5 separate regions of the Homo sapiens genome follow, and regions 1, 2, 3 and 5 are each linked to region 4. A link is a contact called in ENCODE Hi-C or POLR2A ChIA-PET data. All regions are on one chromosome and are shown on one strand. Each heading gives the region's core, a stretch centred on a gene start or an enhancer-like site at or near the end of the contact. The rest is flanking DNA. Distances are from core to core; before and after follow the strand shown.

What was found. A loop is a pair of places that touch in the nucleus more often than their neighbours do. ChIA-PET counts read pairs that join two places held with the same protein, here RNA polymerase II (POLR2A). Pooled maps may share reads with other maps.
Region 1: a loop to region 4 is called in a map of B cell, with 14 times the contacts of the local background. The contact joins the promoter of MALINC1 here to the promoter of MATR3 in region 4. A Hi-C loop is called at or near these places in 5 of 168 maps with a recorded cell type or tissue (B cell, CD4-positive, alpha-beta memory T cell, CD8-positive, alpha-beta T cell and 1 more) and 13 of 50 pooled maps. POLR2A ChIA-PET finds 5 or more read pairs at or near these places in 4 of 52 experiments (CD4-positive, alpha-beta memory T cell, OCI-LY7, naive thymus-derived CD4-positive, alpha-beta T cell and 1 more).
Region 2: a map of CD8-positive, alpha-beta T cell shows a loop between it and region 4 (8-fold over the local background). The contact joins the enhancer-like site here to the promoter of MATR3 in region 4. A Hi-C loop is called at or near these places in 4 of 168 maps with a recorded cell type or tissue (CD4-positive, alpha-beta T cell, CD8-positive, alpha-beta T cell, naive thymus-derived CD4-positive, alpha-beta T cell and 1 more) and 5 of 50 pooled maps. POLR2A ChIA-PET finds 5 or more read pairs at or near these places in 3 of 52 experiments (activated B cell, activated CD4-positive, alpha-beta T cell and naive thymus-derived CD8-positive, alpha-beta T cell).
Region 3: a loop to region 4 is called in a map of CD8-positive, alpha-beta T cell, with 2.7 times the contacts of the local background. The contact joins the promoter of FAM53C here to the promoter of MATR3 in region 4. A Hi-C loop is called at or near these places in 3 of 168 maps with a recorded cell type or tissue (CD8-positive, alpha-beta T cell, chondrocyte and naive thymus-derived CD4-positive, alpha-beta T cell), 1 of 37 single-sample maps with no recorded cell type and 13 of 50 pooled maps. POLR2A ChIA-PET finds 5 or more read pairs at or near these places in 6 of 52 experiments (A673, AG04450, CD4-positive, alpha-beta T cell and 2 more).
Region 5: POLR2A ChIA-PET joins it to region 4 with 31 read pairs in OCI-LY7. The contact joins the enhancer-like site here to the promoter of MATR3 in region 4. POLR2A ChIA-PET finds 5 or more read pairs at or near these places in 2 of 52 experiments (H1 and OCI-LY7).

The regions. Positions count from the first base shown.
Region 1 is chr5:140,105,864-140,110,633 of GRCh38, reverse strand. MALINC1 (mitosis associated long intergenic non-coding RNA 1) reads left to right here and starts at 2,622. Exons shown (of 4, transcript NR_102741.1): 1 at 2,622-3,225; 2 at 4,144-4,338. It overlaps LOC124900193, which reads left to right and starts at 1,365. Exons shown (of 4, transcript XM_047417990.1): 1 at 1,365-2,850; 2 at 4,173-4,338. The coding sequence starts at 1,649. The coding sequence ends at 2,575. RefSeq lists enhancers at 1,811-2,312, 3,423-3,522 and silencers at 2,463-2,722, 2,733-2,792, 2,823-2,892.
Region 2 is chr5:139,846,056-139,850,673 of GRCh38, reverse strand. NRG2 (neuregulin 2) reads left to right here. Exons shown (of 10, transcript NM_004883.3): 10 at 1,977-3,893. The coding sequence ends at 2,757. Among named protein-coding and RNA genes, the nearest start is that of PSD2, 53 kb to the right of the region's middle. RefSeq lists silencers at 1,896-1,955, 2,006-2,425, 2,556-2,745. Within about 2 kb of position 2,428, at least 20 of the 41 ENCODE cell types and tissues checked have a DNase peak (open chromatin) inside an H3K27ac peak, as active enhancers do; they include CD8-positive, alpha-beta T cell, where a contact is called at or near this core.
Region 3 is chr5:138,334,688-138,339,625 of GRCh38, reverse strand. It overlaps FAM53C (family with sequence similarity 53 member C), which reads right to left and starts at 1,360. Exons shown (of 5, transcript NM_016605.3): 1 at 1,319-1,360. LOC100128966 (a long non-coding RNA gene) reads right to left here. Exons shown (of 4, transcript NR_146628.1): 3 at 4,141-4,241; 4 at 2,480-2,752. It also overlaps a transcript of CDC25C not described here. RefSeq lists silencers at 911-1,000, 1,051-1,400 and enhancers at 1,481-1,960, 2,131-2,210.
Region 4 is chr5:139,290,470-139,295,774 of GRCh38, reverse strand. MATR3 (matrin 3) reads right to left here and starts at 2,035. Exons shown (of 15, transcript NM_018834.6): 1 at 1,970-2,035. LOC124901081 (a long non-coding RNA gene) reads left to right here and starts at 2,218. Exons shown (of 4, transcript XR_007058956.1): 1 at 2,218-2,501. RefSeq lists enhancers at 557-1,259, 1,260-1,963.
Region 5 is chr5:138,722,363-138,727,254 of GRCh38, reverse strand. No RefSeq gene overlaps it. Among named protein-coding and RNA genes, the nearest start is that of CTNNA1, 29 kb to the left of the region's middle. Within about 2 kb of position 1,919, at least 16 of the 41 ENCODE cell types and tissues checked have a DNase peak (open chromatin) inside an H3K27ac peak, as active enhancers do.

The DNA of each region.
Region 1 (4,770 bases), core at 1,373-3,872, 810 kb before region 4:
AAGTCATTAGAAAATAAGTGGATTTTAAGACTTCTAACCATTTGTTAATAATCTAAACAATATACTAACTTGGTGAATGAAGTCTGTTCTAGTATCCAGCTGTTTGAATTTGTTAATGTAAAACAAATAGTTGTAAAACTAAATGTATAATTTCATTAGAATGTAGGAAAGACAAAGGGAAAACGAAATATACAGCAAATTAATATGCAGCAAAAATCCATGTTAATGAAAAACATCAAAAAGTAAACATTTCCTTTCTCCTCACAATATGCTTACAAAGACATAATGTCTCTAGATTTCTTGAGCCCTTTTATTATTAATACAACAGACACATTTTAAAGAGAATAGAGACTGCTTTATTTTTAATCCCACTGTCTCTATGTATTTAACAAACTCTTACCAACAAAAAATTGTGCGCAAAGAAATACACATTAGGCAGAACAAAAAAGAAAAAAGCTTTAATTTTCTTCAGCCTGACTACAGGTGATTCTGAAATAATCTAATTCAGTTTTGGTTTTATAAAGTAAAAATCAACACACATTTATAAAATAGACTTGGAAAGAGGTTGTCTACCTCTGGGTAGTAAACCCTTCTGATTATAGAGTTCCTAATAGAAACAATATGTTGATTAATATTTTACAAAATCACAAATTTCCAAAATAAAGAACATTAGAGCTTGTGTTTTCAAGTGATACTTAGATTAAATACCAGTCTTAAACCAGACAACTATCTTCAATACCCAAATCATTAAAACTAACTGGGATGTTGTACTGTAAATGTTCAAAGTGGAGGAATTAGCCATTTCTTCTCATGACTGTCTACCAAAAAAATTGAGAAACTCTCAAATAAATCTTAACATTTAACAACAACAATGACTAATAGTAACAGCATTTCCCAGATCGTTCTTTAAAAGCGTATTCCTTTTCCATAGCTCACTTAATCTTGAAAATCATGCCTCTTCAATGCTATTTTAATGTTTCGGATTAAAGATATGAAGTAAACATTTAATATATGAAGAGAACAATCCACTTGATAAAAATCCTCGCATTTCCAAAATGTTTTCATTTTAAGCATTTGCAGAAGTTAAATAAATGTAGCAGACATTCTAAATTCGATAAAAAATTCAGAGAACCCGACATTTTATGTACCCCAAAGGTCCAAACAGAACCGATGTAAATGTCAATAGCTGTCTCCCTTCCGGCTGATACTTAAATGGTTTTACTAGTACTCAAAGCAATGAAATCAGCAACTCTCTCTCCACACTCTAGTCAACACTCCAATTTCCAAAGCCGCAATTCGCAAACGTCAGTTGGGCGGGGGCGGTGGGGGATCTTGAAGTAATCCAAAAATTTCCTTTCCCCTTTGACAGTCCACCAAAAGATGTCAAACCAAATCCAGCCTATTGTAAAGCTCTGGGACCTCCCTTCCAAGGACACCGAACACAAGCTTAGACACCGCTGCGAAAAGCTGTCCAAAAGCGCCTGGCCGGACAGAAATGTAAGGAGCCCAGGCCAAAACGAATTAGAACCCCCAACAGAGGGTCCCGCAGACACCGCGGAAAAGAAGGTGGCATTTATTCCGGGGTAGACAGCTACGAACCAGTTACCCCAGCCAGTCTCTGGGGGCTCTCCAACCCAAGTTCAGGTTTATGGCAGATATATTGGTTGGGTGCCTTCCCCTACAAACATCACAGCCCGCCTCCGGGGCCCACCGCCGCTCACAGAGAAGACCCCTCAGCTTCACATCCGTTCCTTTTGCCCTCGGACAAAGGCAGAGGAGCTGTGGAGCTGACCCAGCGCTGTGGGGCAGTAAAAATGCCTTGTTCGGGCCACCCATCTTTGGGCCCGGCTTCATCTGCGATGTCAGCACCAAAGGTTTTTTTTTTTTTTTTCCTGGTTTTGTTTTGTTTTTACAACGCATCCTGGGCGGGTGTATGCATTTGGTGGTAGTGGGGTGGGGGGAACCGAACAGAGGAGGGGTTGGCAGTGAAGCCTGGGTTATAGAACTCTCCTTCCTCTCCCTCCTTCCAGGGTTGCCGTGCAGGGAGTGTCAGCCACGTCTAGCGCACAGTCCCAGGCCCCAGGGCGAAGGCGGCCAGGGGAAATGGGGCTCAGGGATTGCTAAGCAAACGCATCACTGGTGGTCTCCAGCGCCTGCGGAGGTAGGATCGCCTCTTTTCTTAAGGGGCGTGTTATTTTGTTCTCTTTTGAAAGTAGGAGGGGGTTCATTCGTTTCTCGCTGCGGGGGGTGGGAGAGAACGTTGCTGCACCGCCTGGGTCTCCAAGAGGGAGGGTGCGGGGATGTCTGCAATGGTACTATAATTATTCCTGGGCTGAGAGAGCAAGTAAAGGGGACGGGGCGAGCGTCACCTGGAGCTGTGGCAGTGGCAGCAGGGAAGGTCGCGAGGGGCTTACCCGGGCGGGCGGGCGCTGTCCTGCCGCAGGTGAGGGAGGGCGCAGGCTGGCGGGAGGGAGGGCGCGCGCGAGACAGGCGCGAGGAAGGGGGGAGGGGAGGAGGGCGCGCGCGCGCACACCTGTCCTGGACAGCGGCGCTAGCCGAGCTGCGCCTCACTTAGGCTCTGCGGGCTGAGGAGGAAGGAGGGCGGGCTGGCGGGCGGGGGCGGGACGCCGAGGGGAGGAGGAGGAGGCGGCTCGGATGGCTGGCTCGGCTCTCGCTCGCTCTCCCTCCCATGGGCAAGTCCGGCTCACACCCTGCTTCTCCCGCTCACTCACAGCCCCCTTGGCTCTCCCTCCTCCTCCTCCTTCCCCTGCGGGATCCGCTCGCCGCCGCCGCCGCCGCCGCAGACGGCAAGTCGTGGCAGCCAGACGTCGGCGCGTAACCCGGCGCTCCGTGCGTGACTCCAGGCGACGTCAGCGCGCGCTCCGCGTTCCCCACCCCTCCTCCCAACTCCGTGGCTCGCGCCCTTCGCTCTCGCGTCCCTCCGTTTTAGCTGCCGCCGCGGCGGCCGCCGAGCGCGCTCTTTCCGCCCCCTTCTCGCGCGTGAGCGCGCCCTATCGGCTCCTGGCGCGTCAACATTCCGCGGGCCAGGCCTTGGGGCGCGTCTGAGGAGGGGGATGTCTGTGGCCTCTCCGCCCACACTTCCTCCACCCACCGCCCACAGCGCCCCAGAAGGACCTATTACTCGTTTGGCTTCTGAAGGCCGAAGCCAGGCTCTGGCGGGGATAGAACCCTGAAGGGCCTGCGCCAGCTCCAACTTAGGGCCCTGTGCGTCGTTGCGACTTCTGCTACCACCCTATCACGCGGCACCCCCGCCCCAACTCCGCCCGGGTCTCTGAAGAGGCAATAGGCCTTTCATCTCCGGGGAAAGTCTCACCTTGGCCCTCAGACACCCGCCAAGAGGGGTCGGAAGGACAGAATTAGCATAGAGAAGAGTGGCTAGAGCACTTTTCAGGCTCTGGCCCCAGGAATCCTTGACAGGAAGCGTGGGGTTGCTGCCCAGCCTCCCACGCAGTGTAATATGTTGAAGCCGGGCCCCTTTGAGGGAATGCGACTTCCTTGGGCCGAGGGGGAAAGGGTAAAAGTTAATTTTCATAAAATGCTATGCAAGGGCTAAATGTGAAATTATAAAATGTCCTTTAAGACAGTCTTCTTGAAATCGTATCAAGTTTGACAAGATTTTTGGTGCACGGTAACGCTTTTGCTCGCTTTCTACGCTGTCACGTCTCCATCCTGCAACACTGAATACGTAGATGGAACGTGGATCAGCTAATAACTGCAGCAAAATAAAAACTGCATTTATCATCTTTATCATTATTTAAATAGACCTCCGAGAAGTCAAACTGTGATTTAGGAAAACTTAATCATTGCCTCAACCTATTTAACTATTTTGTTTTGAAGTTACTTTGCAAATATACCACAAAATCCCTCTTTGTTAGGCAGTGGTAGACTTTTAAACTCACTTGTTAGAGAATCTTTCCCAGAAGCATATCTAGTTGAGCCTGCGAGGCAAGTAGGACTAAGGTATAATTACTCCCATTTTACAGATGAAAATTTAGTTATCAAAATGTAAGTCAGTTGTTCAGCATTGTGAGGAGTCTATCACTGATAAAGGGAAAACTCTAAGGTCTATTATTGCCTGCTTTATTCACTAAACCAGAAATCTCTCAATTGTTTTTTTCCAAGTATCTTTTGCTGCCTCTTACGTATTGTAGGCAGTGCCTGATGGCTGAGAAGAATCGCAGAGGACTAGAAAAGGTTTGAGTCTGAAATTATCTGGCACAGAGGATTAAAGCTCAGAAATAAGTGATTGCGAAACAGTTCAACTTCCCTGTTAATGACAACAACAACAGCAACACGCTTATTAATTCCTAGCTGGAGGTGAGAAAATGAGACTGGCTTAAGGGTGATGGGTCATTTCCTTTGAATTGCTTCTTTATATTCACCTCATCTTTAGGTGGCAGCACTACTATATAAATATCCTTCGAAGTACAGTCTTCTGCATCTTAATATCCTAAAGGATATTCTGTCCTAAATGTTTCCAACTGTATTGTGGAGATTAGAAACTGGTGATTTAATGATCTAAAATCATAGCTGAGAATTAGAAAACTTGGAGGTTCTAGAGGAGGAAAAACAAAGGCTATCAGACACATTAATAAAATACATGGAGCTACGGAGGGAAAACATTAGAAAGTTTCAAGAAAAAAGTTTTTTAGGTGTATGAGGAGCAAGTAGCATCTCTTTAAACCTTGTCTTTTATTGAAACATAGGACAAGATAACCTTCCAAAGCAAACCATCCTTTCTCAGTACTG
Region 2 (4,618 bases), core at 1,179-3,678, 550 kb before region 4:
AGCCCTGAGTGGCCCTCAGCAAGTGGGGTCTGTAGGAGGTGAGCAGGGAAAGATGAGTGGTACTAAAAACTCCACACCAGGGAGCAGGGAGAGGAGCAGATATTCCCTTGCTCTCAACTCAGCCTACTCCATGCCAGGCCCTGTGCTGGGCAGGCCTGGCTGGGAATCCAGAAGTGGCCTGCCAGGTTCCTGCTCCTGAGGAGCTCCTAGCCACAGAAACAAACCAAGGAAGCTTACAGCAGCCTATGGAAGGTGCTAAACATGACACCACACCAGGGCAGAGAGACCCAGTCTGACTGTAGGCTCTGGGAAGTAGCCAGATTTTCTAAGCCCAGCTCCACCACCTGTGTGATTTGGGGCAGACTGATCACCTCTGTACCTTGTTCCCTCAGCTGTAGAACAGGGAGAACAAAAGCTACTATGCATGGTTCAAGTGAAGGCCACCTGAGATCATGTGCACAGAGCTCTTTGTCTCATCCCTGGCATGGAGCTGATGCTCACTAGGTGTAGCTATTTATGAATCGTAACCACAGCAATGAGACTCCTTAATGGGTGGTAGGAAGGGGAGAGGCAGGAGAGCAGGAAGAAAAGCATTCTAGGCACGGGGAACAACTTGAGCTGTTCCAACAGAGGCACTTAAGAACAGGGCTGATGAGTGAGGTGCCTGGAACAGAGTGGGCTGTAGGGAGCAGAGGAGCTGGGCCTGAACAGGCAAGCTGAGGCCAGACAGACTGACCCTGGGTGGGTAAACAGGAAGACCGGCTTCAGCAGAGCTGTGACTTTACAAGATTGCTCTGGGAACTGCATAGAGTGAAGGAGGAGAGACCCTGGGGTGGACCCAGATGACCACATGTGAACAGTCGGGCCCAGGATGGGGTGGAGAGTGTGCTTCCGGAGAAGGGAATGGGTAGGACTTGGTGGTTAATCAGATGTGCCGGTGGGAAAGGGAAGAGGGAGGAGTCAGGCGATTCAGAAAAAATGATAATGGGGACTCCAGGCTGGTTCCAGAGAGCAGTGAGATGCCCAGCTGTGCAGTTTGGAAGGGAAGCGTGGAGGTGGGTGGCCCCTGTCCTGAGGTGACAACGGTGGGGCAGAAGACTGATGGGCTTACAAGGGGGATGTGGAGCACAAAAGGGGACAGGTACCCGGGATCCAGCCTGGGAGATATTAGCAAGGCCAGACTTCTGAAGGAGCTGGTGGTGTGGGGATGGGTCTGTAGCCACAAGCAGAGACACCTCATGGGATCTTGGTACTCCCCTGAAGCAGGTTTTGACTTCACTGTAAGGAGGAATATTTCCCTCACTGAAGCCATCAGGGCATGGGAGGAATTGTCCCTGTGGGGCAGTGAGGCCAGGTCACAGGGGTATCTGAATGGAGACTAATGGCTTCTGGAATTGGGCAGTATGAGTCCTGGTTCCTGACTAGCCTCAAGTCACATCCCAGCTCTGCCACTTCTTGGCTGTGTAAATCCTGAATAAGTCACTTAAACGTTCTGAGTGTTACTTTCCTGCGTGTAGAATTAAACGTTCTGAGTGTTACTTTCCTGCGTGTAGAATGGGACTGGCGGAAGGGTCTTACAGAGCTGCGGTATTAAACCAGATGGAACATGTACCCCAGCGTGAGCCTGACCCCCTGACGGTGAGCATTCCCACAGCAAGTGACCATTCATGAAAGCTTACCAGGGTCAGGCACAGGGCTAACACATCCCACTGATACAATCTGGAATCATCCCAACAGAGCTATGGAATCAACACCATGGTTATGCCCGCGTAACAGATAAGGAAACCGAGGCTCGGAGAGGTTTAGGAAATTGCATAAGGCCACTGAGGGTTGCTGCCGTCATTCTTGCAGGCGGGGTCTCGGGCAAGGTTAAGGCAAGTCTGGGTCCGCCCCTCCCACCCTACCCCACCCCCAACCCCCCCTCCCCCGCGCCGGCCCGGCCTGGCCCTGGCCCATGCCTCTGCCTCTCCCCGCAGGTACGTGTCGGCCCTGACCACGCCCGCGCGCCTCTCGCCCGTGGACTTCCACTACTCGCTGGCCACGCAGGTGCCAACTTTCGAGATCACGTCCCCCAACTCGGCGCACGCCGTGTCGCTGCCGCCGGCGGCGCCCATCAGTTACCGCCTGGCCGAGCAGCAGCCGTTACTGCGGCACCCGGCGCCCCCCGGCCCGGGACCCGGACCCGGGCCCGGGCCCGGGCCCGGCGCAGACATGCAGCGCAGCTATGACAGCTACTATTACCCCGCGGCGGGGCCCGGACCGCGGCGCGGGACCTGCGCGCTCGGCGGCAGCCTGGGCAGCCTGCCTGCCAGCCCCTTCCGCATCCCCGAGGACGACGAGTACGAGACCACGCAGGAGTGCGCGCCCCCGCCGCCGCCGCGGCCGCGCGCGCGCGGTGCGTCCCGCAGGACGTCGGCGGGGCCCCGGCGCTGGCGCCGCTCGCGCCTCAACGGGCTGGCGGCGCAGCGCGCACGGGCGGCGAGGGACTCGCTGTCGCTGAGCAGCGGCTCGGGCGGCGGCTCAGCCTCGGCGTCGGACGACGACGCGGACGACGCGGACGGGGCGCTGGCGGCCGAGAGCACACCTTTCCTGGGCCTGCGTGGGGCGCACGACGCGCTGCGCTCGGACTCGCCGCCACTGTGCCCGGCGGCCGACAGCAGGACTTACTACTCACTGGACAGCCACAGCACGCGGGCCAGCAGCAGACACAGCCGCGGGCCGCCCCCGCGGGCCAAGCAGGACTCGGCGCCACTCTAGGGCCCCGCCGCGCGCCCCTCCGCCCCGCCCGCCCCACTATCTTTAAGGAGACCAGAGACCGCCTACTGGAGAGAAAGGAGGAAAAAAGAAATAAAAATATTTTTATTTTCTATAAAAGGAAAAAAGTATAACAAAATGTTTTATTTTCATTTTAGCAAAAATTGTCTTATAATACTAGCTAACGGCAAAGGCGTTTTTATAGGGAAACTATTTATATGTAACATCCTGATTTACAGCTTCGGAAAAAAAAAAGAAACAACAAAAAAAAAAGAGAGATGGGCCAATTTTTTGACTCTTTAATAGAAACCTATTTTGTGGTGCCTTTTGCTGTATGCTCATCTGGGGCTCCGGGGGACAGGTCTGGGTTGTGGGGTGCTGAGAGTGACAGCTGGGAGAGAAGAGGTGCGGGTTCTGTTGGGGGCGAGGGTGGGGGGCGGTGGGGGGTTGGCCCTAAGGAAGAACTGAGGACGGAAGTAGCTTTGCTCCCAGGCAAGAGCTGAAGTTCCCGACCCCTGGGAGGAGAGGGCCAGGACCCTAGGCTTGGAGCTGGAGCTGGGGTAACTTCCAGGGGGAGATAAAGACACAGCTACCCGAATGGGGAAGCCCTGGCTACTCACAGCTGTTAAAGGAGGGGGGGCAGAGAAACGTTTCCCCAAGAGCCTGAGCCCAGGGAGGTGGCAGCTCTGCCAGGGGCCCAATGTTGGCGGCTCCTGTCCCCCACAGCCTCCAGGACGCCCCTCCGTCCTCTGCAGCACCTTCGTTTACAGGTCGTCTTTTCTATTTTACACCTGCATGTCCTTTGCATTTCAGATTCTTTAGATTGGATGCATGGTCACGCTGGGACCGAGAAGAGCCACTCGACAGTGTATTCCCCTTTTAGCAATAAAGTAACACCATTTCCTTCTCACAGGCTGCCTCCTAGCCCCCAACCCACCTATGACATCCACTCGTCTCCAGTCCTGCCCTCCCACCCCCAAAAACTGGGTCCACTGCTAATTTGTCAAAAAGGTAATTGTTTAAAAAAAAAAAAAATCCCAAACAGAAACAGATGGGAATCCTGTCCTGAAATGTCTGAACACCTGACTGTTGACACTTGAACATTTTTATATTATAAATAAAATCAGAAATAACTCCTGTTTGACTGTGTGTGCCTAGCCTCAGATGAGGAGGGAACTCAGAGCACGAAGTCCCATGGTGGATGTGGATGATGCTGGCCTGGAGGTTGGAGGGGGCCAGGGCAGTCCCTGGAAGGAAGTGACCCTGTCTCCGGTCTCTCCGGCCCCAGCTCACAGGACAGACTCCAGCCCTCCTCCCGCTTCCAAGAATATTTACAAGGTGTCCCCACTGGCTGCTGGGGAACCTGGCCAAGGGACTGACACAAATTGCTCTGCTTCAAACTCAGCGTTGGAACTCTGGCCCAGTTCCTGCCCTGGATCTATGGGCCGGACTGAGGCAACAGTTGCCGGCCTAGGTGGTTGAGGAGGGATGGGTTGTGGGGTTGGTAATAGCACAGCCAAGGCAGGATGACCCTTGGACCCTGAGGCACGTCACAGGCAAAGTCTGAACATGCAAAGTGGCATAACAGTGGTACCCTCAGCTGCCAGGACCACAGCTGCTGCAGTTCATAAGCCCACAGGGTGTTGCTCTTTCCCCAACTTTATACCCCCTCAGAGCCAGGACCTGTCTAAACCCGCAGACCTGAGAGAGAGTACATGATTTCAGTATGGAGAAGGCAGATGGAGGCCCAGGTTCAAAAGCCTTTCCCCTCATCAACTAATTTAGTAAACCAGTGCCCAGCACCCGGAACTATTCGGTTCCAGCCAGACACACGGACGTCTTCCACCCAAACAGCTGAGGTGGT
Region 3 (4,938 bases), core at 111-2,610, 960 kb after region 4:
CAGAGAGGGAACCTAAGTGCAGGATTTTACCCTAGAGACCCCAGGCCTCAGGCTAACCAGCTATGAGGAGCAGGGAATGAAGCAAACTCTCCAGCTTTTCATGAGGCATTTGGACAAACAGCAAACTCCCAGCCACCTCTAGGATCAAGTCAAGACAGTGAATTTGTGTTTTTCTGCATTTTAATTGTTGGGATGTGGCCACACACAGTGGTAATTGGAACAATGCAACTACCACCACGCAACTGATACTCTCAGCCTGAGTTTCCTAAAACAGGCCAGGCTGCGAGGGGGAACAGAACGGAAGCCATAAGGAATCAAACCAGGACACAAAAGAAGGCAAACCAGCTCCGCGAGGGGCCTCCTCTTTCTCAAGCAGGCATTGAAAAAAGTGTAAGAAGCCCTCTCTTGCCGCCTTCCTTCCCCTTCCATTTTGTGTATCTGAAGGGTAGAGACAGCCCTGAATATTCACTAAACAAGTTAAAACTTCTCAGTTTAACAACTGGCACGGGGCTCAGCCCTTCACAGAGCAGCAGGCCGCTAGGCCCTCTCAGCAACCCCACCAGACCTAACTCTCAGTCCAGGCTTTCCCTCCACCAGCAGCCCCCAAAAATAAAGATCAGACCCCCACCCCATCTCCTATTGGATGGCAGTAACCCCTGACACTCCTGTTTCAGGGATGCTGAGGTTGTGCTGTACCAAGACAAGGTAGGATCAGGTCAGGCCAACAGGGAGGAGAGTCACAAACCCTTTGGGGACCTTCCCCTCAGGTCCCAGCCCCACACCTCCTGGGGAGACTGAAGAAAAACATGAGGAAGGCAGGGAGCTGCATGAACAGGTAGGTGGAGATCTGCCTGCTCTTCTTCCATATGGTTCTGGTGGGGAAAGGGGTGACAAGTGGGGAACACCCCTCCCCCCACCCCCATGAAGAAGCAAAAGGCTAGGCCCCTCCAATCTTCAACCTCTCCCTCTGTTGCCCTGCCTGTCCCCGCGGGGTGGGGCATGGGGCGTCCGCTGGTCCCCGGGGCGGGGGGGGGGGTGCGCCAGGGCTCGCTCAGGGGGGCTGTCGTTCGCCTCTTCCCACTAGGTTCCATCATCTGGCCGCGGGAAGCGAACTCAGGACGCAGGGGATGGGGAGGGTCTGGGACTTAGCACTCCGCCACCCCCTCCCCCACCGGGTCCCGTGCTCTCCCCGCAGAGGCGGCCAGCGAGGCCCGGCCGCGCGGGCGGTCGGGCTGGGGGAGGGGAAAGAGGGAAGGAGGGAGGGACGGTTGAGGTGCCCGCCCCGAGGCCCCAGCGCCACCTGCCCTCCACCACCTACCGCGGTTCCTCCAGCTCCCAGGGCCGCGGCCGGAGCAGCTCTGAGCGCTCGGTTCGCCCCACGGTGCCCTTAAAAGGCGCTGGCGCGAACCAACGAGTCCCTGAGGAGAGTAGGGGGACAGCTCCGGCTCGCAGAATCCCCCCAAGCCACCCATGGAGGGCGCAGCTCCGTGTCGTGTCTCTCTCAAAGTGTCTCTCGGACAGCGCTGTTGGGAACGAGCCTGGCGCTTTGATTTAGGGATGGGGGTGGTTTCCTCACTAACGAGTCACCCCCTCCAAAATATCGCAGAAAGTGGACGGCCCCAGTTGGAGGCACATCTTGAAACCCGCGGGGGAGGCCATGTCGGAAGAAGGTAAACAAAGGCATCGCCCCTGCCCTCCCTCCCTCCAACGGCCCAACTGCAGCCTCCCACTCGGTTCGGGCCGCGTCACGCAATTAGCCACAGTGCCCCTCACCTGCTCTGCTGCCCCGCCCTCCACGACCACCTCTTCGAAGGAATCCCCCTTCCCCCAGCAAAGGACCCGTCCGCGGCGTGAAGGCTGCTGGGAAGTGTGGTCCAAGCGCGGATTAGGGCCTGCTCGGAGTCCCAGGAGCCCCTCTTGCAGCTGCCGGATCGGCCTGAACCTTAAAAACCCAGGACTTATAATGGTTGCGGGGACGTTTCCACTTGGTTCTGTAATTTGCCCTCACCCAGAACACTTTGTAAAGCTCAGGATAGCCCAGGGCTGTTCACTCCCTCTCTTCTCTCTCCGCCCCCTCCCCCCCAGCAGGATGAGGTAATGGGATTGTGATTATGACATCATAGGCGGTTCAGTTGCTTGCGTTTGCCTGGGGGGAGGTGCGGGGAGGTGGGGAGAAGTGCGGTGGTTAGACTTTCCTTAAACAGAAAGGGAAGGAGGAAACAGGCAGATGGGGAAAAGATGTTGACGGCGCTATATTTCCACTTCAGGAAGACAAAACCACCTTTTATTAAGTCTCCACCACTACCACCACCTCCCACATGAGCCAAAATTTAAGTCTTTTTTAAAGAGATTGAATGTAGACGTTAGTGTGTGAAGAGGTTGGGTTGATGGTTTCTGGCTCTTATGTAAATTCGAGTCTCAGCTAGCATCACAGATGGTTTAGGGAGACAAGCAAAAAAGTGGATAAAGGAGAGGCTTTAAACAATGCGTTCGTGTTGTGATCTCTTTGTAATACAAAGTTTTCTATTTCTTTTTTTTAATTGATTGGAAAGTAGCAGTAATGCAAGTAATCTTCACTATTACACTTAGCAGCAAGTCCTCTGAAAGACATCTGTTTTCTGTAAATATTTTGTGCCTTACTCAAGACTGGGACAGGTAAATAGCTGTGATCAGCTGGAAAGTAGAGCCAGTGGCGGGGGTCGTCCTCACTGAGCCAGGGAGGGGAGGAGGCAGGAGCCACCAAGTCTACAAACTGAAAAAGAGTAGAGGAAAAATGAGGTACAGTACTAACTGAGAAAATAGGGGTGGAAAGATTTACCTTGCACTGCTTATTTCCCCTTGGCAAAAGGAGCAGAGTTAGGGGCCATGAAGTAGGGGACACATGGTTTCCAATAATTGCTCTTATGTACCAGACACCATGCTACATTTTTTTTTTTTTGTAAAAACAGGGTCTTGCTGTTGCTCAGGCTGGAGTGCACTGAGGCGATCACAGCTCACTGCAGCCTTGAACTTCTGGGCTCAAGCAATCCTTTCCATCTCAGCCTCCTGAATAGCTAGAACTACAGGGGTGTGCCACCATGCCCAGCATATTTATTTCTATTTTTGTAGAGAGAGGCGTCTTGCTATGTTGCCCAGGGTAGTCTCAAACTCCTGGCCTCAAACAATCTTCCCATCTTGGCCTCACAAAGTGCTGGGATTGGCGTGGTGTCTCACACCTGTAATCCTAGCACTTTGGGAGGCTGAGGCAGACGGATCACCTGAGGTCAGGAGTTCGAGACCAGCCTGGCAACAAAGTGAAACCCCGTCTCTACTAAAAAATACAAAAATTAGCTGGGCATTGTGGCGCCCATCTGTAATCCCAGCTACTCGGGAGGCTGAGGCAGGAGAATCGCTTGAACCGGGGAGGCAGAGATTGCAGTGAGCCGAGATTGTGCCACTGCACTCCAGCCTGGGCAACAGAATGAGACTCTGTCTCAAAAAAAAAAAAAAACAAATGAACAAAAAACGAAGTGCTGGGATTCCAGGTGTGAACCACCACACTTGACCTACATACTTTGATATATATTCTCATTTTTTCTTACAATCATCAAATGAAACAAAACCTTCTCTTTGACAAATGAAACAGCCCAAGAAGTTAAGTGACTGCCCACATGGTAGGCAAAGGTACTCTCAAAAAGCAGTCTAAAAGCCCTTGCTTTTCACCACTAAGCTGTTCACCTTTTTATTATTAATTAAATTAATAATTTAATTATTATGAATTAAATGGTTGAGTTAAAAGTAGGCATTGGCTCATTTGCAAAACATTGAAAGAAACTGAGACCCAAAACAAAACAAAAAAAACAAAACAAAAAAAAAAACCCTGCAAGTCAAGTTTCAGGCCTCATTTCAAAGGAAGGTTACATCCCCTTTCGTCATCTATAAAATGGCCTCCCAGTGCAGCCCAACACTCCTACCCATAATTAAATCTCCTTATTCCACTTTTAGTTCCCAAGGATTTTTTACTCATGTCCTGCTCTTTCCCTGCTGCCCCCTTTTTAGTCTTTTGTTCTTGAGCCACTGCTTTGAACTGCATCTTAATTATGCCCTCATGGGCCAAACCCCATCTGTGACCCTGCTCCAGTGGGTTTCAGCAAAGGATACTCTCCATCCATATTCTGAGGGCTCCAGGGCCTGGAGCCAGTCATCCAGGAGGTCATCCAAAGGAGTGGAATCCATTGGTTCTAAGACTCTTCATTCCCTGCCTAGGAAGGAACAGCCGAGTTGGAGGAACATGCACTCGATTCAGACCTTCCCTTTTCACCCAGTGAAAGCTAAACCTCTGCAAAGTGGGGAGAAGTAGGGCTAAGCCTACCAGTCATAAAAAGAACCAGGAATAGAAAACACACCCCTCAGCCCCTCTGCCCTGCAGAGGCTGGCTGGGAGGATCCCAGGAATGCAGGGCTCTTCTCCACTGCCTGATCTGGGCATCCCAGGAGTGATGGCTGTACCTCCTGTTCTTGTTTGGTGTTTCAGGGTGAAGCCCGGGCTGTCACTGTGCCCTGGCAACAACATGTATGAGTCAGACTGAGGTCAAGGTGAAGGAACACAGCTCACTGCTTATCACAGTGAATCAGGAGCCTAGATAGGGATTCCCCAAGGATGACATAGGATCAATGCCCTCAATCCAACAGAAAAAGTAAATCTTCAAATCAGATTAAACACCAAACTTCCCACCTCCCTAATATTCTTTCTTCTGGGAAGGATAACTTAGATATATTCCAACACCCTCATAAATCAAGATATAAAAGACAATATTTGACTTCCCTTTAAAATAATTCTACCATTTCACAGTTTGTATGTATGCATGTAAACTTACATGTAATTAGCTAAGTATGTTGCAATTAGCTAAGCCAGCTGGAATCATGAGGAGATAGTGAAAATGTTTGCTAGGAAAACAAC
Region 4 (5,305 bases), core at 786-3,285:
CTGGTCACGACCTATCTGGGCTTTAACCTTCTCTTCTATAAAATTAGGGATTTGAACTACGTGATGCTCCTAAAATACGACACCACCGTTGCACTCCTCAGTAAAAACCATTAACTGACTTGTAATATTAGCGTTTACAAACTCTAAAAGCATTAGTAAAAAAATTAGTATGTTTAAAGACTAAAACAAATGCACAGATCAAGGGTAGTTAAATCCTTCCAAGTTAGTTCAAAATGTGATATAAAAGCTGTACACGGCTGAAAAATATATAAAGATGATAAAGCGAAACTTCTCTGGGTAAAGTACAAAGTAATGTTCTAAGTATATACTGTTAAGTGCAAAGGAAGAAATACAAATTTAAAGCACTTCAACACACATCTGGCTAAATGATCTTTTCCAAATCTTACATAACCAAGAAACTTCATGCAGTATTTTAATGTTGTTTAATTTCGAGTTTGCAAAAACATTCTATTTAAGTGGAAAAGGCATCATCCAGAGCGTTTTTGCAACGAAAATGTCAAGCCTTTCTTGATTTTTAAAACAATACTGTGAAAAACGTCGATAGACTGCGTAGATGACTGAGCCATTAGTAAAGAAATGTTTTTAAAGGGAAATTTTAAACATTTATTAAAATAGCCTGAAACATCATTTTTGTCCGCATAGTCAACTGTTTAGATTTCCCTGGGAGAAAAATGTATTTTACCGACTATTCAGAAATCTTAAGCCAAGGTTTAAAACACAGAACGCAGTACCAATACAAAATCTCGTGACCCCTACCTACGAAATCAACGATTCTTCACATTATTCCAGCGCGCCCGAAAGACTAGCCATTTCAGAACCACCATAACCGTTCTAGAAATATCTGGCTAAAAAACTGTAACTGATCCAATAGGAATATTCCACAGAACAGGGCCACAGAGCAGGATAAACACCTAGGGGATATTCATCCACGGTAAATGCCGAACACAGAACATGGCACAGAGCTCGAAATGCAAAGAACGATGCGGCGACTACACCACGGTACTCCAAAACCCTTTGTCTGGAAACCGGAAGGTCCCACACCACACGATCCTCTCTGGAGGAACCTGGACTAATACTATTTTGATAAAGAGAAAAAGGATGTGAGGTGACTTGACTAAACAAGTGCAAATCACCCGCCTCGCACTGTACTGCAGGCGGCTTGTTCCACGACGCAGTACGAAAAACAAGCGTTAACGTTTCATTTTTCGGCCATTTTTACGCGATGGGGGGCGGGGAGGAATTGTTTCTGATGTCCAGCTAACGCCGCGCGCGCGCGCGCGTGTGGGCCGGGAGTCTTAGGGGGCGCTCTGAGGCGATGGGCAAGGAGCGGCGTGAAGGCCGAGACACCGGGAAAAGAAAGAAACGCTGCTCAAACAAGCAGGCTCTTCAGAGTCTGCGAAATCCTCCATTTTGGGGGAACATTTTCAGAGAAAAAAAGGCGAACGGGTTATTTGGCACTGGCGCTACCCAAGGACTTAGATATCTTAACCATCCTCCTCAAACGGCAAGCCCCCAGTGTACAGTCTGTCCCTCAGGCCTCGAGCGAGCTCCTCCCTCCCCCTCAGCGCCGCGGCCCGCGTGTAACGGGCTAGTCGTCCCGCCCCCGCCCACAACGAGCCCAGGACGCGCAGGAAGCTCGGCCGGTCAGCGCACCTCTTCACCCAAAATCTCCCGCCGCACCCTGGGCCCTTGGCCGGCCGCGTGTTTCCCTCCCGGACCGCTCACCTCCGCCGCCCTAGAAGGCTGGTTGCGCCGCCACTGCGCTCCTAACATGGCGGCCGCCGATCAGGCGGCTCACATACGCAACGCGGAGGGAGGCAGAGCGGGAGCGAGCAAGAAAGGCGCGCCGCCGGCTCCCCGCAGCCCCTGTCGCCGTCGTTGTCCCCTCCCGGCGGACACGGAGAACCCCCAGCCACCCGACCCCGACTCTTACCCGCTTCACGCCTACCTTAGGGAAAGGGAGAGGGAAAAGGAGAGGTACCTCTCTCCCAGCGAGCGGGACGCGGAGACTCCCACAATCCCCCGCAGCAACGGCGCTGGCGAGAAGCGGCGGCAGCGGCTGCAGCCCAAGAACAAACCCACTCTCGCGAGAGAGCTCGCCCCCACCCCCTCGATCTGGTTCGGCGCGCGCCAGGCCCCTCCCCCTACTCAGCGCGCGCACCTCGCTCGTGCACTCGCCTGCGGTCGTTGTTCTTTAATCCCGGAGATCCCTCTCCGTCATCCAGCTGAGGCGGGAAATGGAGGAACAGACGTGGCTTACGAGTTCGAGTCCCATTCCCGAAAAGGCTGTTTGTCAACCTCCTGAATAGCATAATACAAAGTTTAAATAGGGTATGCCTTAGAAGGGATTCGCGAGAGTCCCTGGCTTAGACTCGACTTTTATGCTCTCTGGTTGTTCTGTTTGCCAAGGAATGGTGGAAAGCGCCAGATATTGGGGCCACAAAGGGAAAACGATACCATTTTGGCTGGTTTTTATTTAGGTATGTTTATTTATTTATCATAAATAAACTGTGTTGCTCAGGTTGGAGTGCGCTGGCGTTATCATGGCTCATTGCAGCCTCGAACTCCTATCCTCAAGGGATCCTCCCACCTCAGCCTCCCCAGTAGCTGGGACTACAGGCTCGCACCACCATGGCCAGCTAACTTTTTTATTTTTATTTTTTCCGTAGAGATGGTGTCTCGTTATTTTGCCTAGGCTGGTCTGGAACTCCTTGGCTCAAGCAGTGCTCCCGCCTCCGCCTCTCAGCATTGGATTAAGGGCGTGAGCCTACACGCCCAGCCAGCTGTTTTTTTTGTTTTGTTTTTTGTTTTGAGACGGAGTCTCACTCTGTCACCCAGGCTGGAGTGCAGTGGCGCGATCTCGGCTCACTGCAAACTCCGCCTCCCGGGTTCACGCCATTCTCCTGCCTCAGCCTCCGGAGTAGCTGGGACTACAGGCGCCCGCCACGACGCCTGGCTAATTTCTTTTTGCATTTTTAATAGAGGCGGGGGTTTCACCGTGTTAGCCAGGATGCTCTCGATCTCCTGACCTTGTGATCCGCCCGCCTCGGCCTCCCAAAGTGGCCAGCTGGTTTTTAAAATCAGGAATTCTGTGCAGGAGGGTCGTTGAGGCGGAGGACCGCGAGCCTTTTCCTTCCTAAAGACCACCGCCGCCTTTTGGTGAATTTGACTGAATGCAATACACTCTTGGGACTGAGGTACTGGTTAGGTACCCGGGTTGGAGGGATTTGAGCTCCGGCCTTCAGAGGCTTAAGTAAATTGTTTGGAGACCTAATCTGGCTGCAACTCTCTCCCCAACCATCCTTGCAGAACTCCGCATCTGGAGAGTTGGGAATTTTCCAGCACAGTTAATGATTATAATATGGAGTGCTTTCTATAAGGTGGGCAATGCAATAAGCAGTTTACACATAACCCTACAATAACCTTGAGAGGCGGCTACTGTGGGATACCATTTGGTAGATCACAAAACTGAGACATTAAAAGGTTATGTGATTTGAGGCACGGTAGATCTCGCCTGTAATCCCACCACTTTTGGAGGCCTTGGCGGGTGGATCACTTGAGTTCAAGAGTTCCAGACCAGCCTGGGCATCGTGGCGAAACACCGTCTCTACTAAAATAATAATAATAACACAAAGTTAGCTGGGCGTGGTGGTGTACGCCTGTGGTCCCAGCTACTCACCTGGTACGGAGGACGGGGCTGAGGATCGTTTGAGCCGGAGGCGGAGGTTGCCGTGAGCCTAGTGCACCACTGCACACTCCAGCCTGGGCTACAGAGTCAGACATTGTCTCAAAAAAAAAAAAAAAAAAAAAAAAAAGGTTATGTAATTCAATAAAGTGAAAAAGCTGGTCAGTGGAGTCTTGATGCCTCAACGAAGCACTACCTGAAATGGCATAGCCATAAAAATGAAGTTACTTGGCCAGGCGCGGTGACTCATGCCTGTAATCCCAGCACTTTGGAAACCCGAGGCAGGTGGATCACTTGAGGTCGGGAGTTCGAGACTAGCCTGACCAACATGGAGAAACCCCGTCTCTACTCGAAATACAAAAATTAACCGGGCATGGTGGTGCATACCAGTAATCCCAGCTACTCGAGAGGCTGAGGCAGGAGAATCGCTTGAACCCGGGAGGCGGAGGTTGCGGTGAAGCCAAGGTCGCGCCATTGCACGCCAGCCTGGGCAACAAAAGCAAAACTCCGTTTCAAAAAAAAATGAAGTTACCATCTCAAGACAGGGTAAATTGTTTTATCTACAAAATAAGTAGTAAGCCACTGATTCACAATATTACTTTATCTCAATCTAATTTAGTCAGTGATACAAGAAATATTTCTTGAGTACCTACTGTGTCAATATATTAGGCCTCAGCCAAAGAGCAGGAAAGGAGACAAAGGCACTGCCCTCATGGAGCTTACACTTTATGCAGACATTAAACCAATAAATATGTATTTGAGACGAGTGAATAATCTGAGGGAATGAGGAGCTTTCCTGAGAAACTGAGGTTTGAGCTAATATCTGACGAGTAGGCAATTAACTAGGTGAAGGGAATAAAGCATCCCCAGGCAGAGGGATCAGAATGTGTGAAAACTCTGAGGTAGACTTTGGGAAACTGCAGAATTTTTGGTGTGTTGTTTATTTTTGGAGACAGGGTCTTGCTCTGTTGCTCAGGCTGGAGTGCAGTGGTGTGACCATGGCTCACTGCAACCTCTGCGTCCCGGGTTTAAGCAATCCTTCCGCCTCAGCCTCCTGTGCATAGACATTAAAAAGGGCTGGAGATGTAGGAAAGGGCCATTTCCCTGGGGTTACAAATTCAAATGCAGAATCTAAGATAAACTGGGTAATACAAGTCCTATTTAATACTATCCAACGCAAGTTCAGTTGGGGACACATGAATTTTAAGGTAAGGAGTGGTATATATGGGTCTTGAGCCCAGGGAAAGATTGTGGGTTAGTGACAAATTTACAAGTTAATGCCGTAAACGAAGTAACAGGAGTTGAAAAATAAACTTAAAGCCAGACACAGTGGTTCACACCTGTAATCCCAGCACTTTGGAAGGCTAAAGTGGGCCGATCGCTTGAGGCCAGAAAGTTCAAGACCATCATAGGCAACATGGTGAAACCATGTCTCTACAAAAAATACAAAAATTACCCAGGCGTGGTGGCATACGCACCTGTAGTCCCAGCTACTCCGGGGCAGGGGTAGACAGGGTCAGGGGTGGCTGATGTGGAAGGATCGACTGAGCCTGGGAGGGGGTGGCACTGCACTCCAGCTAGGCAACAGAGCAGGACCCT
Region 5 (4,892 bases), core at 670-3,169, 570 kb after region 4:
GGCCAAGTTCTATTTTAGCACCTGGGCATAAATAAAAGTATTCAATGATAATATCAAAAGGGTTCTAAGTGTGCTGACAGGCACCACCATCTCATTAAATGTGAATATCTTTACAGTGTAACTCGATTTAAAAAAAAAAAAAGAGGTAGACAACCACAGTATGGTATTTTTAGGTACGTAGGTGAGGCAGGCGCCCACACATGCCACCACATCCTTCTGAACAGTAAAGACATCTCTTCTCTTCTCCTGGCCTTGGAGGGGATGGGGCTGTGATGACCTGGCATTGCTTCCTCAGTGAAGCCTTCCTTGAGGATCAGCCAGCCCCCCACTCTCATCTCCAAAGCCCATGCTTGTCAAAGCAGCTGCCAGAAAGTGACATGGAGAGTCCAGGCTCAGCCAGGCGTGGTAGCTTATGCCTGGAATCCCAGTGCTTTGGGAGGCCAAGGTGGGAGGATTGCTTGAGGCCAGGAGTTCAAGACTAGCCTGGGCAACATAGTGAGACTCTGTCTCTACAAAAAATTTAAAAATTAGCCAGCCATGCTGGTGCATGCCTGTGGTTCTAGCTACTTGGGAGGCTAAGGCAGGAGGATTGTTTGAGCTCAGGAGTTTGAAGCTACAGGGAGCCATGATTGTGCCACTGTACTCCAGCCTAGGTGACAGATTGAAACTGTGTAAAAAAGACAAGAGAGTCATGGCCCATCTCTGTGGTCAGTGAAGCCTCGGCACCGAGATGGACAGGAACACGCCTAGTCATGGTAACTGGACCCCTAAAGACAGCAATCACGAAGGCCACAACTGTCCAGGGGTCTGCATGTTCTATGCATGGGAGAAATGTCACCACCTCCCTCAGGCACAGGCCTGGCCAGGGGTCGTCACTGGGTGGGTGAACACCCACTGGTCTTCTCAGCCAACTTGGCAGTCAGGATAAAAATAACACCAGCCGCCTCATTTTCCAAAATTAAGGGCGATGCTTTAGCAAATATATGCAGATGTATACAGACACAGATGGGAACAAGTGTATTTAATTGTAAATGAGTCAGAACGGAGCAAATGAGATTTCCCTTATATTTGGGTTCCAAAAATTACAGAGAAAATGTGCCTGAGGCAGAAACAAACTAAAAAAAAAAAATGGAGGTAGGTTATTGAGGCAGGAGCCACATGGGAGAGAACCTTTGGACCCAGAAGGCTGGGACGACTTTGGCCTCCTCTAGGGGTTATGAAACTGTTCTGGCTCCAGAGAACTCAATCCCAGAGGCCCTGAAGTGGCCACAATGCTAATGGGATGAACACAGGCCCAGCTGAGCAGGACTCACTGTGTCTCAGCCTCACAGTGTCAGAGAAAGCAGGGAAAGGAACAGAGGGCTGTAATGGGCCTGTCCCCTAGCGGGGAGCCAAAGGCCAGCTTTTATCTTCTCAGAGAAACAAGCAGAGACAGAGAAAAAGAGAAAAGGAAAAAAAAACACCTCTGCCCAGCTCCATGTGGCCAGAGAGGGGGAGAGAGAGAAACGTGAATGGCAACGGAATACTTTTGTTTGGAGAACGCCATTTCTCCTAAATGGCTTCAAGGCAGGCACCTAGTAACGTGCCAGGGTCTCGGCAGACATTCAGTAAATACTGGAAGGAAAGGAAAGAGAAAGGATGGAAGGTGGGCGGACTGCGTCATCCTGCAAGTCCCTCCCATTCTGTGGAGTGGAGAACTGCAGAAGCTCTAAGGCAGATCACCCAAGTAAAAAGGAACACCCTCCCTGGCACAGGGGAATGTGGGGACTGAGCGTGAAAAGTGAGCCACACCTTCTCCCCAGGCCGCCTACCCTGTAAGCTCACTCTCCTCCAGAGGGAGCACCTCCTGTGCCTAAGCAATAGTAATTTGCCCCTCAGAGAATAGAAAAACTGGTTTCACCACAGCAGGAGGCCCAGCTATCCCCAGGGCAGCAATCTGACACCAAGTCAGGAAGCTCTGTGCATCTGGGCAGGCTCAGAACTTGGCAGAGGGTCTGGCACCTTGTAGGCATTTCTTGCGTGCCAGCTAGTAAATGAAGTTATGAATGCATGCACACGTGAATGAATGCAACAAAGATGCGCTCCCCACACTAACATGGTCTTGCTCTGTGGTTTGGACCCTTTTCCCTCTCTCCCCAGGCTTGTTTCTTTTGTGACTCTGCCTCCCAACCTGCAGGAACAGCAAACCCCACCTTTTTCCTCAGGTCCAGCTCCCCTGACTGGAGGATTCCTGGAAGGCGGGAAGCACAAAGTCTCCTCTTGGGGAAAGGGCCGGGGGGCACTTTTGTCCCCAGCCAACCCTGCATTCTTTGGCTGATCACATTTGCAGTCCTGGCCTTATCTCCCCAGAAAGCCCAGAAGGCAAGGTTGGCCTTGCTGACATTTCAATTCAAGGCCACCCTCACCATACCCCCAGCCGGCTCTCACCTACTGTACCCACATCCAGTATTTCAGCCCTGAAGAAATCAGATCTTGTGTGTCTGGTGTTCTATAATGGGAGGTGGGAGGGTTGCTAGGGGTGTCCAAGTGCTCTGAGAACCACATACCCAGGAGAGCACATGTCTCAGCCCTGCGGGCCCTCTGAGCCAGACTGTCAGTGCCTGTCCCTGCCAGTTGCCAGTGGATACAGAAACAAAAGAGGGAAATGAAGAAACAATGCTCTTGCACAACGCCCAGGAGAGTTGTGGGCATCTGGGCATCATCTCTGCTACTCCAGTCTGCCATATACCAGCCTAGTGGAAGGGCTTACTTCAAATGAAGTCAAGGAGAGCTGAAGAACTGGCTCCAAGCAGAGCCCCGCATCTGCTTTTCACAGGCCTGCCTTCTTTTTTTTTGAGATAGAGTTTTGCTGTTGTCACCCAGGCTGGAGTGCAGTGGCACCATCTTGGTTCACTGCAACCTCTGCCTCCCGGGTTCAGATGATTCTCCTGCCTCAGCCTCCCGATCAGCTGGGACTACAGGCGCGCGCCACCACGCCCAGCCAATTTTTGTATTTTTAGTAGAGACTGGGTTTCACTGTGTTGGCCAGGCTCATCTCAAACTCCTGACCTTGTGATCCACGTGCCTCGGCCTCCCAAAGTGCTGGGATTACAGGCATGAGCCACCGCACCTGGCTTGCCCAGTTAATTTTTGTATTTTTAGTAGAGACGGGGTTTCCTCATGTTGGCCAGTCTGGTCTCGAACTCCTGACCTCAGGTGGTCCACCAGCCTTGGCCTCCCAAATTGCTAGGATTTCAGGCATGAGCCACCGTGCCTGGCCTCACAGGCCTGTTTTCAACACTGGCTTCCTACAAAAGTGCTGGCCATTTTCTTCAACCTGCCTCCCCTGCCTGCCCTGGCTTTCTTCATCTGACTCTGCACTATATTTCTGCTTTTTAGCCTTCCATCTTCCTTCCACTTGTTTTTCTTCTTCTTCCTGTCTCTTTCTTCTTCCCTTCTTTTTCTTCTTCTCCCCCTCTTTCTCACCTGCTCCATTTGTTCAGCACTTTACAGTTTATGAAGTGCTTTCGGGTACATCGGGCATAAGATGAGTTCAGGAGCGTTGATGACAAAGTGGGGACCATAGCATATACCAAACTGGGCAATTAGAAAGCAGATTTTGTTAAAATGGAGAGAAGAGAGGGACTCACCAGGACTTCAAAATAAGAGGGAAAATCATCTCGTGGAAGCTTCGTGCTGACGCTGGGCTTTGGAAAAGCCACCCCTCTCTTTCATCTTCTCCATGCGAGGCCTGAAGACTGACATCTCTGCTTGTGTTTTGTGAGACATCTGTCTTGGTTTGGGGTATCCTGAAACAGGGGTTCAAGTGCAAATAGTTTATTTAGGAGGTGATTCCAGGAAACATTGGTAGGGGAGTGAGGAAGTAAGAAATAAAAAGAGAAGGGCAGGTCGGGCTATGTACTGTTCTCACTAACCGGAATGCTCTTCTCTTTCTTATCCAAATGTTGGGCCAGGCGCGTGGCTCACACCTGTAATCCCAGCACTTTGGGAGGCCAAGGCGGGCAGGTAGCCTGAGGTCAGGAGTTCAACACCAGCCTGGGCAACATGGTGAAACCCAATCTCTACTAAAAATACAAACAATTAGCCAGGCACAGTGGCATGCGCCTATAGTCCCAGCTACTCGAGAGGCTGAGGTAGGAGAATTGCTTCAGCCTGGGAGGCGGGGGTTGCAGTGAGCCGAGATCGCGCCATTGTACTCCAGCCTGGGTGACAGAGCGAGACCTTGTCTCAAAAAATAAAAAAATAAAAGAGAAGGAAACCACTAAGTGGTGTATATTAACTCACTGCAAGGACTGCTGGGGGTGGGGGCCCTAGAAGACAATGAGGAACATGCATCAGGGCTATCCCAACTGAGCAACTGAGGGGTGAGGAAGCTGGGGCATTTATCCACCAACACCAACACCCCTCACCCCCCACCAACAACGTGTGTATGCACACACATACACTTCTGTCATTGATTGGAAGCTGCTTCTTGAGCTGAGCCATTCACTCACTGGCACTCCCTACTTTCCCTTTGTAGAGAGGCCAGGTGTGTTCCTGTGGCCAGAACAAAGCCCTCAGGCAGCGCCCCAGGTGTTTGCGTGATCAGTCTCTGGGTAGAGAGGTGAGGACTAAGAAGATTTAAGTGAGGCAACAACATCTGCTACAAACCCCTGTAGCCTTCCAACTTGCACCCTTTAACTTGAGCCAGTTTGAGTGGGTTTCTATCCCTTGAAGCTAAACAGTCCCTCACTAAGCTATCTCCCCTTTTCCTCATTACTCCCGGTAGATAAGCACAAATATTCCTTACCCTCTCTCCTTTCTCTTGTCCCTGTTGCCCTCAAATGTCCCTCCTCCCCATCTCAAAATGCCTTCACATCTCCCCCCATTTCTTTTTCCTTTGCTTTGAGCTT